2 separate regions of the Homo sapiens genome follow, and region 2 is linked to region 1. A link is an interaction called in ENCODE POLR2A ChIA-PET data of the cell type or tissue named here. Cell type or tissue: Panc1. All regions are shown on one strand. Links, peaks and the distances in the headings refer to the core of each region. The heading gives the core; the rest is flanking DNA.

Region 1 (11,100 bases), core at 3,199-7,198:
CCCAGGCTGGAGTGCAGTGGCACAATCTTGGCTCACTGCACCCGCCACCTCCTGGGCTCAAGTGATCCTCCGACCTCAGCCTCCTGAGTAGCTGGGACACCACCACACCTGCTAATTTTTGCATTTTTTGGTAGACGGGGTTTCGGCACGTTGGTCAGGCTGGTCACAAACTCTTGGGCTCAAGTGATCCACCTGCCTCGGCCCTTCCAAAGTGCTGGGATAACGGGCGTGAGTCACCATGCCTGGCCTAAAAAGTTTCTATTTAAATTATTTTCCTTAATGTATAACTCCTTTCTGTAAGAGAAACTTAACTTTTTTCATATCACCTCACACTGCCCTTTCTCACTGGAAGCCTCCCTTCTTTTTTTTTTTTTTTTTTTTTTTTGAGATGGAGTCTCGCTGTGTCACCCAGGCTGGAGTGCAGTGGCATGATCTCAACTCACTGCAACCTCTGCCTCCTGAGTTCAAGTGATTCTCCTGCCTCAGTCTCCTGAGTAGCTGGGATCACAGGCATGCGCCACCACGCCTGGCTCATTTTTGTATTTTTAGTAGAGACAGGGTTACACCATGTTGGCCAGGATGGTCTCAAACTCCTGATCTCAGGTGATCCGCCCGTCTCAGCCTCCCAAAGTGCTGGGATTACCGGTGTGAAACACCGCACCCGGCTGCCTCCCTTTAAAAAAAAAAAAAAAAAAAAATTGTTGGCTGGACGTAGTGGCTCAAGCCTGTAATCCCAGCAATTTGGGAGGCCAAGGTGGGCGGATCCCCTGAGGTCAGCAGTTCGAGACCAGCCTGGCCAACATGGCAAAACCCCGTCTCTACTAAAAATACAAAAATTAGCCAGGCATGGTGGCAGGCGCCTGTAATCCCAGCTACTCGGGAGACTGAGGCAGGAGAATCGTTTGAACCCAGGAGGCAGAGGTTGTAGTGAGCAGAGGTCGTGCCACTGCACTCCAGCCTGGGCAGAGAGCAAGATTCTGTCTTTAAAAAAAAAAAAAAAAAATTGTTTTGAGACAAGGTCTCACTCCACATCCTAGACTGGAGTGCAGTGTTGTGACCATTGCCAACTGCAGCCTCCAACACCTGGGCTCAACCAATCCTCCTGCCTCAGCCTCTCAAGAACCTGGGACTACAGGTATGTGCTACCACACCTGGGCAATTTTTTTTTTTTTTTTTTTTGTAGAAACGAGGTCTCACTATGTTGCCCAGGCTGGGCTTGAACTCCTGGCCTCAAGCAATCCTCCCGCCTTGGCCTCCCAAACTACTGAAATTACAGGCAGGAGCCACAGCACCTGGCCAGAAGCTTCCCTTCTGTCTACTCCTGCAACCTACCAGTCACAACAGTGGGGGTGGGGCTGGCTCCTTTTTCATCTTCACGGCCACTTTTTTTTTGTTTTGTTTTTTTTTAAGAGATGGGGCCTTGCTCTGTCACCCAGATTGGAGTGCACTGTCATGAACCAGCTCACTGCAGCCTTGACCTCCTGAGCTCAAGCAATTCTCTGCCCTCAGCCCCCCAAATAGCTGGAACTACAAGTGTGCCCCACCATACCTGGCTAATTTTTGTATGTTTTGTAGGGATGGTGTTTCACCTGGTTGGTCAGGCTGGTCTCGAACTCCCGAGCTCAGCAATCCACCCACCTTGGCCTCCCAAAGTGCTAGGATTACAGGCGTGGGCCACCGTGCCTGGCCTTCACGGCCACTTTGGAATTCCTAAAGCCACCCATGTCTTCATCTGGTTGCACCATTCTACATTAGTCTGCCACCTTCTTTTTGCAGCCCTTTCCCTAGTTGCATTCTTAGAATCTTCACCATCCAGACATGATTTACATTCAATTCGCCGTTCTTCAACTTCCCTGATAGTCACTGTTCTATATCAATTACAAACTAGCAAAGCTACACCTATAATCTCTTTCAAACTCTGGGTCACGAAATATACTTAATGGGTCACAGTCAGCACTGTTTTGATGAAATAGAATGGATTTTTTTTTTTTTTCTGTAGAGACGGGGTTTTCCCATGTTGCCCAGGCTGGTCCAGAACTCCTGGGCTCACATGATCTGCCCACCTTGCCTCGGCCTCCCAAAGTGTTGGGATTACTGGTGTGAGCCAACACGCCCGGCTGATCAAATAGAAAAGAAAATATCAGAAAACATCGGACATAAAAATTAGCTGGGTGTGGTGGTACGCATCTGTAGTCCCAGCTACTAGGGAGGCTGAGGTGGGAGGATCGCTTGAGCCCAGAAGGTAGAGGCTGCAGTGAGCTGTGATCACACTGCTACACCCCAGCTTGGGAAATAGCGTGAGACTGTCTCGAAAAAAAAAGGAAAACACTGGACATGGTAAAACTAAGCACAGACATACACAGAAACACACATCCTGGGTCATTATGAACAACATAGCTCTCGGCGGGATGTGTTTAAAATCAGGTAAAGCGAGTACTTTCCACCTATGACCATGTACCCAGAGTCTCCCAGTGCTGCTTGATCATTCTCTATCTCAGCCACCTGCCCTTTGCCCGTGGCTCCATAAGGCTTTAACTTGCCCTTCATGGTCTTCTCGGAGCCTTCCCTCATCGGATGTTTCAGACCTCATTTGTTCTTTGTGAATCCCCCACTGAACGCACGCCTGGCCTTCCGTTAGAGCCACCGGCATGGTACTCTCAGTCTTGGCTCCCTCAAGCCCCACCACCCACCATCCCTCCTCTAAAAATTAGTCCTTGCGCCTAGGTCTCAGCCTTTCAGTGTTGAGGCCTCTCTGCCACCTCTGTGTGTCTTCAACACATCGAAGCCTGCTACCCAACTCCTTGTTTGACTTTGGACAAGAAGCGAAGGGAAGAAGAAAAAATAAATGCAGGTGCTATCTTATGGAGGTGGGGCTATGGATATTTGCTTTCATTTCTCAGTTTATTGTCATAATCTAAGGTATAGTACACTATAGACACAGATGCTAAGACTCTCATTTCTGATTTGAATCAGACCTAAGGGGAGAAGGCGCCTTGCAGAAGCTGGTTAACTCCAACCACCTGAGAGCCCCAGGAACGACAACAGGTAATAAACTGGAAGAAAAATGAGTAACTGCTTAATTTAAAATTAAGCTCTTTTAGATAGCAGCCAACTTTATCTCATTTCTTTCTTAATACAAATAAATGACCCAGAGATACTTATTTCAAGTGCCTTAAAAAATCATATACACTGTCGTTTATGCTTCACCATCACACTAAAACTGGGTCACTGTGACTTCCTTCTGCCCAACTCAATGTGTGTATCTCCTTCCTCAACTTCCCTGACCTCTCTGGTTAGACTAAGGGCAAGAACCTCAGGTTCCAGTTTTTCTAACTGTTCCAGAAAATGCAAAAGACACAGTTGTATTCTGTATAGAGGCTAATGGCATTTGCCTGCACGACAGAAAGACTTGAGTTTGAATGCCAGTCCCATCAATTACTAGCCATGTGACCTGGGCAAATTACCTTCCCTCTAAGTGTCGGTTTCTTCACTGTAAAATAGGATAGAGTACCTAAACTGGCTGCAGAGTGGGTCACACCTGTAATCTTGCAGTGTGGGAGGACTGAGCTCAGGAATTCAAGACCAGCCTGGGCAACAGAGCAAGACCTCATCTCTACTAAAAATAAAAAAGCTAGTTGGGAGGCTGAGGTGGGAGGATCACTTGAGCCTGGGAGGTCAAGGCTGAGGTGAGCCATGATCACACCACTGCATTCTAGCCTAGGCAGCAGAGCAAGACCTTGTCTCAAAAACATGTGTGGCGGCTCGTGCCTATAATCACAGCATTTTGGGAGTCTGAGGAGGGAAGATCGCTTGAGGCCAGGCATCCAAGACTAGCCTGGGCAATATAGTGAGACTCCATCTCTACAAAAATTTAAAAACTAGCTGGGCCTGATGGTGCATGCCTATAGTTCCAGCTGCTCAGGGAGCTGAGGTGAGAAGATTGCTTGACCTGGGTAATCGAGGCTGTGGGTGAGCTGTCATTGTGCCACTGCAGTCCAGTCTGGATAACAATGTGAGACCCTGTCTAAAAAAAGAAGAAACAACAGTACCTAAACCTCAGAGGGCTGTCTATTGTAGAGAACAACTGAGATCCAGCTGGACCTATCTTGTGAGGGTATGTGGTGAGAGAAACACTCAGGAAACATTAACCATGCTACAACATCCCAGAGCTGTTTCCTCCTCCCTTCAGGGGGCAGAACCCTGATTTTTTTCCTGTGTCCGTTTTTCTCCCAGGTGAGTCAGGTAAATTCCATCTAGTGTAAGCCAGTGTCATGACCCATTCCCCTTTCTAGCCATCAGCTTAGCTGCATGCATGTCACCCACTTCTGGCCAACGAGAAATAAGGTATCTGATCAGGGAGCTCTGGAAAAGGTTTGCAAACTCTTAAAACGACACAGGGGTCACTCCTTCTGCTGGATGTTGTTGTATATGGTGTCATGGCTGGAACTGGGGTAGCCTCTTGTAATTAGGATTCTAATAAAGCAGCAAAATGATAGGATGTCCCCTCCCACACTGTGCCAGGGCTGGTCTGTAGGACCCACAGAACATGACAGAAGTGATGCTGTGTCATGTTCAAGATCAGGTTATAGAAGACTCTGTGGCTCCTGTCTCAGGCGTGCTTGCTCTTGCGTGCTCTCTCTCATTCTGTCTCTCGCTCTCTCTCACAGGTCACTCTAGGTGACTCATGACTCATGCCACGTCGTGAGGAAAGCCCAGGGAGAGGCTCACGTGGCAAGAAACTGACGCCTGAAGAACTGAGTGAGCTTTCTTGGAAGTAGATCCCTGAGCCCCAGATGATGGCAGTCCAGGCCAACAACTGACTCCAACCTCATGAGACCCTGGGCCAGAACCACCCAGCGGAGCCACCTCCAGACTCCTGACCTACAGAAGCAGCGAGGTAATACATGTTTAATGTTTTCAGCTGCTAAGTTTCAGTGAAATTGTTAAATAGCAATGGATAACCAATAAGTTCCCTTGTTTATAAGAACTAGATGAATGTTTTAAAAACATTTTGACAATGTCCCACATAAATGTATTTTAAATTATGACTCAGTACACATATATTTGAAATGAAAATAAAAGTTTCAGCCAGATGTGGTGGCTCACACCTGTAATCCCAGCAATGTGGGAGGCCGAGGTGGGTAGATCGCTTAAGCCCAGGAGTTTGAAACCAGCCTGGGCACAGCCTGGGCAACATGGCAAAACTCCATCTCTACAAAAAAAAAATTACAAAAATTAGCTGGGCGTGGTGGCACATGCCTGTATTCCCAGCTATGTGGGAGACCAAGGTAGGGAGGATGACTTGAGGCTGGGAGGTTGAGGCTGCAGTGAGCTGAATTCGCACCACTGCACTCCAACCTGGGCGACAGTGTAAAAATCCTGTGTCAAAAAAAAAACAACAGATAAGTTTCAAAAATTGGTAGTTAAACTTACAGTGCATTCTGATATTTTCTTTTGTTTTTTTTTTTCTTGAGACCAAGTCTTGCTCTGTACCCCAGGCAGTGGTGTAGTGGCTCGTGGCGCGATTTCAGCTCACTGCAGCCTCAACCTCCTAGACTCAAGCAATCCTCCAACCTTGGTCTCCCAAGTAGCTGGGATTACAGGAGCCCATGACCACGCCCAGCTCTATTTTTAGTACAGACAGGGTTTCACCATGTTGGCCAGGCTGATCTCAAACTCCTGACCTCAGGTGATCCTCTTGCCATGGCCTCCCAAAGTGCTGGGATTACAGGTGTGAGCCACTGTGCCTGGCCGCATTCTGGTATTTTCTTGAAAAATAAGTTGATCTCATGACCCAGTAATGGGCTGCAACCATGAGTGTGGAAAAACATTGTACTGTATGACATCCAAAACTACTTCTATTGCTAACATCCTATTATTACCCCAAAGTAGGCTGAGACAGAAGGAAAGCAGAGGACAAGTAACCTCTGGACTAAGTACCTACACCTGTATCTTCCCGGAGGCATAGTTACTCAGTATCAGGAAGGCCACTTACTCCTGCCCATGAAGTTTTTTTAAAAAGCTGCTTCTGAAACAACACAGGAGCTCATACCTACAGCATCGCTGATTTCCAGAGCAGCCAATAATTGCTTCGAGACCTTAATCACCATCTGCATATTTCCAAAAAGTCCCTCAAAATCAATGTTTGGTACCTGAGAAAAGGAAACAAAACATAAAAATGCACGGAAATGAGCTTAATGGCATTTCAATCATCTTAGGAACAGCTCTTCAAGAATTGTAGAAAAATTGCTCAAGGTCACTTTCTTCACTCACTTTCATGAAGTTTCCAGACTAGAAATATCCAACATTATCTTTAGTGTCATCCTTTGTCCTTGATCCAACTATTCTCTGCCACCCCAACCAGCACTTTAGTAAAGTGATAATGGAACCAATTTGGCCTACAAATGCACTGGGATACAAATTCCCACCCGCAACCAACATCCCGTAGCACTGCCTACCTGCTGCAGAAGTACTTGGGAGTGAATGCTCCAAGGGTGTAAACCCAAGCCCAGCCCAGCTGGTCAAGTTACAAGCAACAAGGACTATAAACCCCAGGACATTGTTACCCTTTTCTTACTACCTCCAGCATCTAGAAAAGTCCCTAGCCTACTCACATGTTAGTAAGGGTTTCCTGGATAAACTCTATATGAACAGGTACTAGAGTCATGTAACTGCTCACCCCCAGGTTTTGTTACATCATCACTCAGCCTTCTAGCAGGGCCACGATTCAGACTCCCTGGAACTGCTTTCAGGAGCCACAGAAACAGGAAGTGTCCTAGGAGTGACTGCAGTGTCTGGTAGGTTAACAGTAGACTTGACAAGTGAAAGGATGCTGAAGGCTTAGCTGATGACACACGTATGTTGAGGCCCTTGATTAAGAGCAGCAGCACTCACAGTCACAGTTTCTATTTCAAATCCAATAAATCTGTGGCGAAAGCTCCTATATCCTAATGCTTCTGGCCTGGAGGACCATATTCAAGGTCAAACTAACTCTGTCTCCCAGTTCCCACCTGTGCCTGCTGCATGGGTACCATGATCCGCTCAATACACATTTCCAGATCCCGAATGTAGTCTCTTTCTGTCTGAAGAAGTTCTTCTATGACCTTGGCTCTCTTCTCCAGCATCCTCTGCTCTGGATTTTCGGCAGACACAGACCCAGAAGGGGCCACCAGTGATGAAGACTGGGAGGAGAGGAGCGTCATTTCTAGAAGGGAAAAGAGAACTGGTTAGCAGCTCTGGGTGTAAAAGCAGCACCCTTCCACAGTTTGAGGCAAACAGAACCCATTTCCTGAGAACCAAAGGTCTCACTATTGTCAACCCTCAGGAAATCAGATCGCACATGTCAGTTGTAAACAGGGACAGCTGAAGCGCTTAGAAAGCCATCACTGCAGAGAGAACTCCAACCTGTGCAATACCATTTTGAGAATGTGTCCTGAAAAGAAGTAGCTAGCCCACTTTGAGTGAACAAAGCATGTCTACAAGCTCCTTGCAAAAGAGGTTAGAGGGGTCTGACCTTATAAGACTTGCTTTCACTTAATCAGATATAAAACATGGTCCATGATCAAAGCACCAGAAATAACAAGCTGGAAGTTCAAAATACAGATGTAGCACATTAAACAGAATATTATGGGGAACACAGAACAATGCCAACTAAGGGTAAAATAAAAAATAAGAAATTATCCATCTGAGATCTGGATAATTATAGGACCTATCATTTTCCAGTCACTGTAATGGTAGGTCAACACTAGCATATAATGAAATAGGTAAAAAAAATTGTTTAGATTTTCCCTATGAAAACCTTAACCAAAACTCACAAGCAGGTTTTGTTACTCAAATGTCCTAGTAGATACAAACTTACTATAAACATGAAGCTTATCAATGGTATTTTCAAGTATAAGAATCTCTAAGAACTAAACTGCATTATTCTAAAAAACAAATATGTATCCTGTCATTAGCTTTTACAATTATCTGACTATTACTTAGATACACAGGATGAGAGAGTTATCTATAAACATGGAACAGCGTTTGTTCATCTGAAATGAGCATTAAACATGGTAATAAGCAAAGGAAAAGAACAGCAGTGAAACAATCAGCCTCTGCTTAGTCTATCAAATTCTTTATGATCCAATTAAACAACTACAAATTTGGTATGTAAATATACTAGTAAGTCTGAGTACAATTACAGGACTATTTTAACCCAGGTTTAAGAAGCAAAAACACAAGTGTTCAAACTACTTAAGGAAAGTCGGCCTTCACAGCAGATTTTATTCTCCAAAACACTTTCCACACTGCTTTCTCTCAGAAGTTAGGAATTCTGGGACGGGTGCAGTGGCTCACGCCCATGATCCCAGCACTTTGGGAGGCCAAGGCTGGCAGATCACTTGAGGTCAGGAGTTCGAGACCAGCCTGGCCAACATGGCAAGCTTCCATCTCTACTAAAAATACAAAAATGCTAAGCATAGTGGCACACACCTGTGATCCCAGGTACTTGGGAGGCTGAGTCATGAGAATCACTTGAACCCAGGAGGCAGAGGTTGCAGCGACACGAGATAGTGCCATTATTGCACTCCAGACTGGGTGACAGAGAAAGACCCTGTCTCAAAAAAGTAATTCCAGTGTTTTAGAATACAACCCAAATTCTGGTTTCTAGATGCCATTCTCCACTAAAAGGAGGCAGGGTTCTTTGAAGAAATGGCTAATTCCAGGGCTGGGGCAGAGAAGGTATAGCTGAGCCTGAAATGTGGGAGAAAGTGAAGAAGTACTCAACAACATGGTGGGGATAGGTCAAAGGGCACAGAGGCCAGCTTGAAGGGGCTCCCACTGGCCAATCTGGCACAATTTGAGTATAAATGAAAAAGCACAATGGATTATTCCACTGAATAAGAACCTGTAAGTACATATTGATAATATGTAAGTACATAAATAAATGGGGGAGAAGAGAAAACTCTTTGTTATGGTAGAATGTCAGCTGATAAATAAGAGAAGAAATAATGGAGTCAGCAAATCACCATTTTAGGCCAAGTGTGGTGGCTCATGCCTATAATCCCAGCACTTTGGGAGGCCGAGGTGGGTAGATCACTTGAGCTTGGAGTTCAAGACCAGCCTGGGCAACATGGTGAAACCTCACCTCTACAAAAAATACAAAAATTAGCAGCACATGGACTGGCACACACCTATAGTCCCAGCTACTCAGGAGGCTGAGGTGGGAGGATGGCTTGAGCCTGGGTGGCAGAGGTTGCAGTAAGCTGAGATTATGCCACTGCACTCCAGCCTGAGTAAAAAAAAAATCTGGCCAGGTGCAGTGGCTCACGCCTGTCATCCCCGCACTTTGGGAGTCTGAGGCTGAGGCGGACAGATCACCTGAGGTCAGAAGTTCGAGACCAGCCTGACCAACATGGTGAAACCCCATCTCTACTAAAAATACAAAAATTTGTATTTTGCCTGTAATTCCAGCTATTCAGGAGGCTGAGGCAGAGGTTGCAGTGAGCCAAGATTGCACCACTGCACTCCAGCCTGGGAGAACAGAGCAAGACTCCATCTCAAAAAAAAATCCATGTTCATACAAAATACACACTGAAGCTTACTAAGGGGCACAATATATGCAATGTACTCTTAGTTCATTAAAGAAAAAAAAACTGCATGTGGAGAGTGGGGATTGACAGAGAATGAGATAAAAACAGCAAAATGTTAAATATGGGTGAATTTGTATAAAATGTATACAGGAGTTTTCATTGTACTATTGCAATTTTCTGTATATTTGGTATTATTCAAAATAAAACTTAAGACATAACAGAAAAAGCTCTTTCTCGAACTTTTTGGTAGAATGAATGGCAAAACTTGAAGCATAACCCTGATTTCATCAGTGTTCGATTATGATTCTAAATTCATTGTGTTACATATAAAATTTATTTCTAATAGGCTTGTTTTAAATTTTCTTTGTGATCTCAAAGCAACAGACTTTCAATCCCAAATATGGTCTCATTAGTGCCAAGTTGAGAATAGAAACTCATTTTAAATACAAGACTAAAAAGCTCTGGAGAGGGAGAACATTTACTGAATTCCTATCACATGCCAGGTACTTTACAGATTATATCCCTGAACTCATTTAATACTCACATCAGAATTTTTAAGTAGGTATTATTACTCCCATTTAATAGGTAAGAAAATCCAGGCTTGGAGAGGCTGACAAACTTGTCTGAGGTTATATAGTGAGTAAATGGCAGTTGTGGATTTAGAACCTAAATATATTTAAATCCAAATCCTGTGCACTTAATCCTGCACCATTTGGTTTCCCTGGCCTGGAATCTCAATGAGAAAAGGTCAGGGGCTTATTTGCTTCAAATCTTAAAAACTCCCTGGAAACCACTGTGTACTCTCCTGAGAATCAAAATTCTACTAATTATAGTAGTTGAAAACACAAAGTACCAGCAAGCACTTACTCATCAATCAGAAGCCAGCCAGCCTATGTATTAGATTTTTATTTCTTTAAAATGGAGAAAAACAATAACAATTCTTTTAAACTACCAGCGTGCCTTCCCCTGTGCCCCCACCCCCCGAAAATGGGGTTTATAAACTCTTGAGCAGCCTTTAAAAACCCAAACACTTTGGTGTGATTAAAAACCCCTGTGGGATGTTTTCACTATATTGCAGTTTCCTGGACACCATCCCTGGGATTCAGATTCAGCAAACCTGGGTGGGACCGGGGTATCCGCAATTTTAATAAAACCCTAGGTGTTTCCTTCCCTCCTCTTTCTCTTCCTCTCTCTTTAAAGGAGGGGGTTGTTACCCAGACTAGTTTCAAACTCCTGGGGCTCTCAAGCGATCCTCCCACCTCAGCCTCCCAAGTAGCTGGGACTATAGGCATGTGTCACTGCTCCTGGCAACCCAAGGTATTTCTGAAGACACAGGTGACCTTCAGGTGCCACAAACATTTATTAACACTCAAAGAGAGTTTTCAAAGATTAAGTCAAATTTTAAAGTCTGGCTTGAAATGACTGTAAGTATAAAAACTTTTTCCTTTATGCCACATATATTCTAATAAAAATATCTGCTCTAAAATTTTAGTATCTGGGCCATGCGTGGTGGCTCATGCCTGTAATC
Region 2 (7,668 bases), core at 3,660-7,659, 80 kb after region 1:
CTCCTGGCCTCAAGTGATCTGCCCGCCTTGGCCTCTCAAAGAGCTGGGATTACAGGTATGAGCCACTGTGCCTGGCCAGTAATTTTTATTAAGCAACATATCTTCAAGTCTGGACATACTTCATTAAAAAATCTCCTGAGATCACAAACTATAAACTTTTACCCTGATAGACACCGATATCAAACAGTTTAATAAGTAATTTCTAATGTGGCCTTTGGAATCAAAGTCTGAACTTGGCACAGATTGAGGATACCGAAAATCTGCCCTTTCAGGTCTGCCCCAGCCTACCCTGTGTTCCCGGAGGCTGGCCCACCAGAACTGAACAAGGCCTCCCCCATCTCTGGCTTTCAGTTGGGTTCAGCCAATGGATGGCACTGGCAGGAGGTCTGAAGGCAGAGGGACAGTGAGATTGTGATATTTACTCCCCTGGCTCTCTCCCTGCTGGGTTGTGAGTTGGCTGCGTTGCTCTATTAAACACCACAGCTACCATATGAAGACCTCCTCAAAACAGCTTTCTCTTGCATCAGGTAACCATTCCATCCCCCACCTCTTCAGGAGCAGGGTGGCTCTCCAGCTAGCCGTGACATATGGTACAATCCTTTGTTATTTTCCCTAAACTTCTCCATTCTGCTTTAAGTTGGACCTCTTCCAATTACCCAATTTGAGTGTGCCTTCTGTTTTCTGCTGGGCCCCTGAGTGATACACGCCCAAAAGGATGACTTGGATTTATGAGAACAACACATGAAAAGAATGGGGATGGCTAGGCGCAGTGGCTCACACCTATAATCCCAGCACTTTGGGAGGCAGAGGAGGGTGGATTGCTTGAGCCCAGGAGCTCGAGACCAGCCTGGGCAACATGGTGAAATCCTGTCTCTATAAAAACACAAAAATTAGCTGGGCGTGGTAGTGCACGCCTGTAGTCCCAGCTACTGGGGAGGCTGAGGTGGGAGGATAACTTGAGCCCAGGAAGTGGAGGCTGCAGTGAGCCTAGATCGTGCTACTGCAATCCAGCCTGGGCAACAGAGCGAGACCCTGTCTCAAAAAATAAATAAATAAATAAATAATAAAATAAAATAAAGAATTGAGCAAAGTATATGGAAAACTATAAAAATAGTTCCCTAAATCCACCATTCTAAATCCAGGTGAGAGGTAAGCACTGGAGACATACATTTTGAAGGTTTAAAAAAAATTTAGAAAAATATTAATGCCTGGGTTCCCTGTACTCCCCTAAATTAGTCAGTATATTCTTTCAAAAAGCACTGGTGAGGCTGGGCACGGTGGCTCACGCCTGTAATCCCAGCACTTTGGGAGGCCAAGACAGGCAGATCCCTTGGGCCCAGGAGTTCGAGTCCAGACTGGGCAACATGGCAAAACCCTGTCTCTACAAAAATATAAAAATTAGCTGGACGTGGTGGTGAACACCTGTGGTTCCAGCTACTCAGGGCGGGGGTATGGGGGAGCAGCTCTGAGGTGGCATTGCTTGAACCTGGGAAGTGGAGGTTGCAGCAAGCTGATCGCACTACTGCACTCCAGCCTGTGCAACAGAGCGAGACCCTGCCAAAAAAAAAAAAATTCAAATTCTGGGGTCCCAGAACAAAACTTCTGAAGGGGTTTCCTTAACTGAAAGACAAAAAACAGCTGTCTCTCCTTTCTTGCTTACTCTACCAGGAGAGACTGCCTACCTGGGAAGAGCTGGGAAAGAGATTCCCTTTCTGTAGGGGCAGTCCAGCGGAGGTTCCTTCAAAAGAATATGCTTCCATGAGCATCCTTATGTTTTGGAACTGCTTTCCAGAAAACATTACCTTTTGGGAACGAGAATCCATTTAAAAAATCTCAGGTCCCAGCAATGAGAAGGAATATCTAACCTTAAAAGCAACTGCACATTTCTCTTGTCCTTGACAATACAAGAGCTCATACAAGACAACACGAAGGCTAAATGAGTAATTTTTTCCCTTCGCATGAAAGGACGAGAGGTGTCAGAAAATGAAGTCTAAATCTGCTTCAGGAAGGAAGGAAATGAGAGAAGCTAGGAAAACAGCACTTCCTCCTATGGTTTATGTCGCTGGAGTTCACTCTGGACAGAAGGTCAGCAGTCACAGCCAGGTTCCTCAGAGATTCTTCAGATAACTAGCAACAGATGAGGGAAAAGCAGGACCCCTCTTGGCCGCAGCATCCCCACATGGCTGAGAAGCACGGCCTGGGCCATCTGCTCTTCAACAGCGGCCTCCTACCCTGCGTGCCCCCAGGACCGCAGCACTGACTCACCACACGGACTCTGGTTCCACAGGGTACAGAATGTCGAACTGGAAGAACAAATGAAAACCCTGCGCTGGCTTAGGTGAGCTGACCAGAGAAACTAGGGTAGGAAAGTAAAGGAATCTGCTGTCCTATACCGTCTGAAACTACTTATATTGCAACACTTTGCTGATTTCAAACTTGGCCCAAGTTGGAAGGCAACAACTCCAGATGGAACAGGATACATGTCAGAGTTTCCACCAATCGTGGAAGGCCGCCTCAGTCCTTCTCAGGATTTAAACTGAGCAACCCTTATCTAAACCACCCGAACACTTCTATAAATTTTTTTTGTTTTACGAAAGACAGAATTTAAAATAAGAAAGCTTCAGGATTGACTCTCACAGTACAGTAGTTTTAACTAATTTACAGCGTCTACGCCACCCATATTAAACTGCTGTTTTCCTTCCATTTTTAGCTCTTTTTTTAAAAAATTACTTCTATATCTCCACATCAGTTTTGTCTTTTTAATGAAACTGCACTGGTGGAGGGAGGTCCCAAGATTAATATTTCAGGACCTACAAAGTTTGAGGAAATTTACATTCAAGAAATATTTTCAAATGGGTTAACCTAGGAGTTCCTAAGTATCCTCTCAGACTCACATTTCTTAAATAATGCATGAATCTCAATTATGGGTGGAAATTTAAGAACCACTGACTCATAACTAAATAAACTGGACATGTCAGAGCTAAGTAGCTGAGCAACATATTAAAATTAACAGCTCCACTATGTTGCAGATGTAATACACATGACAGCAGTTACAGACGTGCAGATTAAGTGAAACTATAAAGTGAAACTTTAGGGTGTGGCTATAGATAACAAAGAACACAATAAACGTGTAAAAACACGCAGTTTTTAAGACAGTTTCCAGAAGACACTAAGAAAATTTATTAACCCAGTGTTCCAAGTTGTGAGGACAAATGTTAGTGAGATCTGCAAGGCAGGCATCTTGTTTCTTTTTCTTATCTGTTTCAAGCACAAACTTGTGTTTCTGCTACAGAAGATTTAAAAAGACATGAGGAATTTCTCTACCTTTCAACCTATTTTTTTTGACACAGGGTCTCACTCTGTTGCCCAGGCTAGAGTGCAGTGATGATCACGGCTCACTGCAGCCTTGACCTCCCAGGCTAAAGTGATTCTCCCACCTTAGCCTCACAAGTAGTTGGAACTACAGGCATGTGCCCCCACACCCAGATAATGAATTTACAAATTTTTCCCTTTTTTGTGTACAGACAGGATTTCATCATGTTGCCCAGGCTGGTCTTGAACTCGTGAGTTCAAGCAATCCTCCAGCCTCAGCTTCTCAAAAGTGCTGGGATTACAAGCATGAGCCACTGTGCCTGGCCTCAACCTATTTTAAGGTATAAAATATTCTTGATATTTTGGAAGAAAAATCAGGAAAAGAATTTAGAAAACTGAAGATTCTGAGGAAGAAAAATTGGGAGGAAACAAACTGTCCAATTGGAGTTAAAAATAGCTAAGATCATTAGCAGGGTAGGTGATTTTAGATCATTTTAAGGAGTACCAACATTTGAGCACCATGGAAAACCAGGGACGAGCAGCTTTACACAAACAACAACAAAAACTGCAGTACTGCTTGCCTTTTATAGAAACTACAGCCACTATACTTGAAAATAAAATGTATATATAATTTCAAGATGAACCAGAGAATATGCCACAACACGGCAAACCCAATGAATGGCTGATTCTTTAGATGGTGTCAAAAGAACTCAGTGTCCTTCTTTTTTTGAGTCAGGGTCTCGCTCAGCCACCCAGGGGAGAGTACCTACCTGGGAAGAGCTGGGAAAGGGGTTCCCTTTTTGTAGGGGCTGTCAGGTGGAGGTTCCTTCAAAAGAATATGCTTCCACGAGCATCCTTATGTCTTGGAACTGAACTCTCCAGTTAACATTACCTTTTGGGAATGAGAATCCATTTAAAAAATCTCAAGTCCCAGCAATGAGAAGGAATATCTAACCTTAAAAGCAACTGCACATTTCTCTTGTCCTTGACAATACAAGAGCTCATACAAGACAACACGAAGGCTAAATGAATAATTTCTTCTCTTTGTATGAAAGGATGAGAGGTGTCAGAAAGTGAAGTCTGGAGTGCAGTGACGCAATCTCAGCTCACTGCAACCTCTGCCTCCTGCACTCAAGTGATCCTCCTGCCTCAGCCTCCCATGTAGCTGGGACCACAGGCATGCACCACTATGCCTGGCTAATTTTTTATATTTTTTGTAGAGACGGGTTTCATCATGTTGGCCAGGCTGGTCTCAAACTCCTGAGCTCAAGCAATCCGCCTGCCTCGCCCTCTTGAAGTGCTGGAATTACAGGTGTGAGCCACGGTGCCTGGCCTCTCAATGTCCTAGATGTTCAAGCCTTTTTTCCCTCTCTAAGTCACAGAGGATATACATCTTTCTTATCCATTCAAGAAAGCAAAGGGGAATGTTCATGAGTAAAGTTAATGCTATTTCATGGAAAATCTTGACCCACATTAATTTATTAAAGTTCTGATTTAAAATGTTAGTTCTTAGCCAGATGCAGTGGTGTGTCCCTATAATTCCAGTTCTTTGGGAGGCCAAGGTGGGAGGGTTGCTTGAGGCCAGGAGTTCATGTCCAGCCTGGGCAACATAGTGAGACCCCATCTCTGGAAAAAAAAATTTAGTTCAGAGACTAACAGTATTTCCATGATATGTTCTGGTAAAGGACGGCTGCCCTTCACAAAAGCAAGGGAGAATTTATTTGGTGGGAAATGTGCCAAAATGATTCCAATTACTTTAAGCTGAATTTTGAAAAAGAGAAAAGAAAAAGTACAAAGCCCCAGATATAAAACTGCAAGGCGTGAGCTGAGATCGTGCCACTGTACTCCAGCCTGGGAGACAGAGCAAGACTCCGTCTCAAAAAAAAAAAAAAAAAAAAAAAAAAAAAAACCTGCAAGGCAGGATAATATGCAGGATAATATTTAATGAAGAAAACGGACAACAAACGCAAGTGAGCTTGAAACAATCAGAGGTTAGGACATCCATACAGTATATCAAGGCCCAGAGTATGAGCAACAAAGTGAGGCTGAAATTATAATACAACAAAGTAAAAACAGTCTATGACTCTTGAGGTATGTTAGAACTCATCCCAAAATTCAACAGTGGGAAGGTTCACTTCATGTAAAAGAAATCTCTAAGGCCGGGCACGTGGCTCACACCTATAATCCCAGCACTTTGGGAGGCCGAGGCGGGCGGATCACGAGGTCAGGAGATCGAGACCATCCTGGCTAACACGGTGAAACCCCGTCTCTACTAAAAATACAAAAAAATTAGCCGGGTGTGGTGGCGGGCACCTGTAGTCCCAGCTACTCGGGAGGCTGAGGCGGGAGAATGGCATGAACCCGGGAGGTGGAGCTTTCAGTGAGCTGAGATCGCGCCACTGCACTCTAGCCTGGGCGACAGAGCAAGACTCCATCTCAAAAAAAAAAAAAAAGAAATCTCTAACAGGAGATGGGGGCACTAACATGACATGTAAAGAAAATAAGACCAGGCAGGGTGGCTCATGCTTGTAATCCGAGCATTCTGGGAGGCCGAGGCTAGGATCACTTGAGGCTAGGAGCTAGAAACCAGCCTGGGCAACATAGTGAGATCTCATCTCCACAACAAATAAATAAGAAAAAGAAAATAATATATCCACATGAAAACCCATGAATCTGGGGATAAAACATTACGAAGAGTAGCTGGGATAAGATAAGAGTAGCTGGGATAAGGGAGAGGCTGGGTGCAGTGGTTCACGCCTGTAATCCTAGCACTTTGGGAGTCCAAGGCAGGTGGATCACCTGAGGTCAGGAGTTCGAGACCAACATGGCCAACATGGCAAAACCCTGTCTCTACTAAAAATATAAAAATTAGCTGGGCATGATGGTGTGCACCTGTAGTCCCAGCTACTTGGGAGCTGAGGCAGGAGGATCACTTGAACCCAGGGGAGGTGGAGGTTGCAGTGAGCTGAGATCATGCCACTGCACTCCTGCCTTGGCAACAGAGTAAGACCCCATGTCAAAAAAAAAAAAAGATGAAAGGAGAAAGAAACAGGTGGGAGATTTATATTACAGACTGCTATGAGAGAGAACAAAAAGGATATTTTAATAATATTACAAAATTGATACAGAAACTAACAGTAGCATGTGGTAGTTGATATAAACTGGACTACTAACTTCCTAACAATTAGCAAATGCATATGATCACAGGTCGATTAATTAACTATGTCCTAGAGACTCCACAGACTTTTGCGGGGCCATCTAGGCAGTTAGCATGTCTGATCATTGGGATTCCTGCTCAGAGGCAGGCGGGGGAAATAGTTCACAACTTCACACCAGTTCTGCAGTGTTTCATTTTGCTTAATAAAAAAAAAAATCATGAATAGTTGTTGAATTTTATCAAATGCTTTTCCTGCGTCCAATGAGATGACCATTTTCCCCCTTTATTCTGATGTCATAAGTTTAAATGTTAAATCAACCTTGCATTCCTGGGATAAATTCTACTTGCTTATGATGTATTATCCTCTTTAGAGACTTCAATTTTCAATTTGGTACTTTTTTGTTACAGATTTTTACACCTGTGCTCTCAAGGGTTATTAGTCTATAACTCCCTTTTCTTTAAATGTCCTTGTCAGATTTGCATATAAGGGTTAGTCTTGCTCTGTTCGTGCCTGGCCCACTGGGTACAGGAAAGGAAGAAGGGCTCCAATGATACCTAAAATTAAGTTTTCCAATAGCCAGGTAGAGGGGAGCTTAGAATAGGTAAAATGAGATTAGATAAGTAAATATCTAATGTCTTTACACCATAGTGTTATGAATTAGAATTCATACTAGCAACACTGAAACGAGACAAAGATCAGTGCATCATTTAACCACCATAATTCACAATTTGTCCCCACTCCTCTAGCAATATCTTGATATCTCTGACAATTTTATTTTTATTTTTATTTATTTATTTATTTATTTGAGACGGAGTCTTGCTCTGTCACCCAGGCTGGAGTGCAGTGGTTCAATCTTGGCTCACTGCAACCTCTGCCTCCTGGGTTCAAGTGACTCTCCTGCCTCAGCCTCCCGAGGAGCTGGGACTACAGGCATGAACCACCATACCCGGCTAATTTTTGTATTTTTAGTAGAGATGGGGTTTTACCATGTTGGCCAGGCTGGTCTCAAACTCCTGATCTCAAGTGATTTGTCTGCCTCGGCCTCCCAAAAGTGCTGAGATTATGGGCGTGAGCCACTGCACCCAGCCAACTTTTAGCCCTTTCTATACCCATGTCCATTCACCTCTATATTCAAACTTTTTCAGCTACTTCTTATTCTTATAATATATACGCTAGTAGACAGAACTGCTATTCAATA

What was found. ChIA-PET counts read pairs that join two places held together with the same protein. Peaks named below come from ENCODE experiments on the same cell type or tissue, not always from the same donor. Only the 100,000 strongest peaks of a DNase experiment are listed, where the experiment ranks them.
Region 2: POLR2A ChIA-PET joins it to region 1 with 5 read pairs; 7 of 35 experiments call an interaction of 5 or more read pairs at or near these places.

The regions. Positions count from the first base shown.
Region 1 is chr10:99,901,943-99,913,042 of GRCh38, forward strand. It overlaps DNMBP (dynamin binding protein), which reads right to left. Exons shown (of 17, transcript NM_015221.4): 5 at 7,011-7,204; 6 at 6,053-6,152. Among named protein-coding and RNA genes, the nearest start is that of DNMBP-AS1, 20 kb to the right of the region's middle. RefSeq lists an enhancer at 3,990-5,189. In Panc1, for the core only: no CTCF peak of the experiment used is centred there; a DNase peak (open chromatin) is centred at 4,739.
Region 2 is chr10:99,981,405-99,989,072 of GRCh38, forward strand. All of the region lies in intron 1 of DNMBP (dynamin binding protein), which reads right to left. LOC124902490 (a long non-coding RNA gene) reads left to right here and starts at 368. Exons shown (of 2, transcript XR_007062266.1): 1 at 368-527; 2 at 1,669-2,703. RefSeq lists enhancers at 2,113-2,322, 3,210-3,369. In Panc1, for the core only: no CTCF peak of the experiment used is centred there; no DNase peak of the experiment used is centred there; H3K27ac peaks cover 1,015 bases.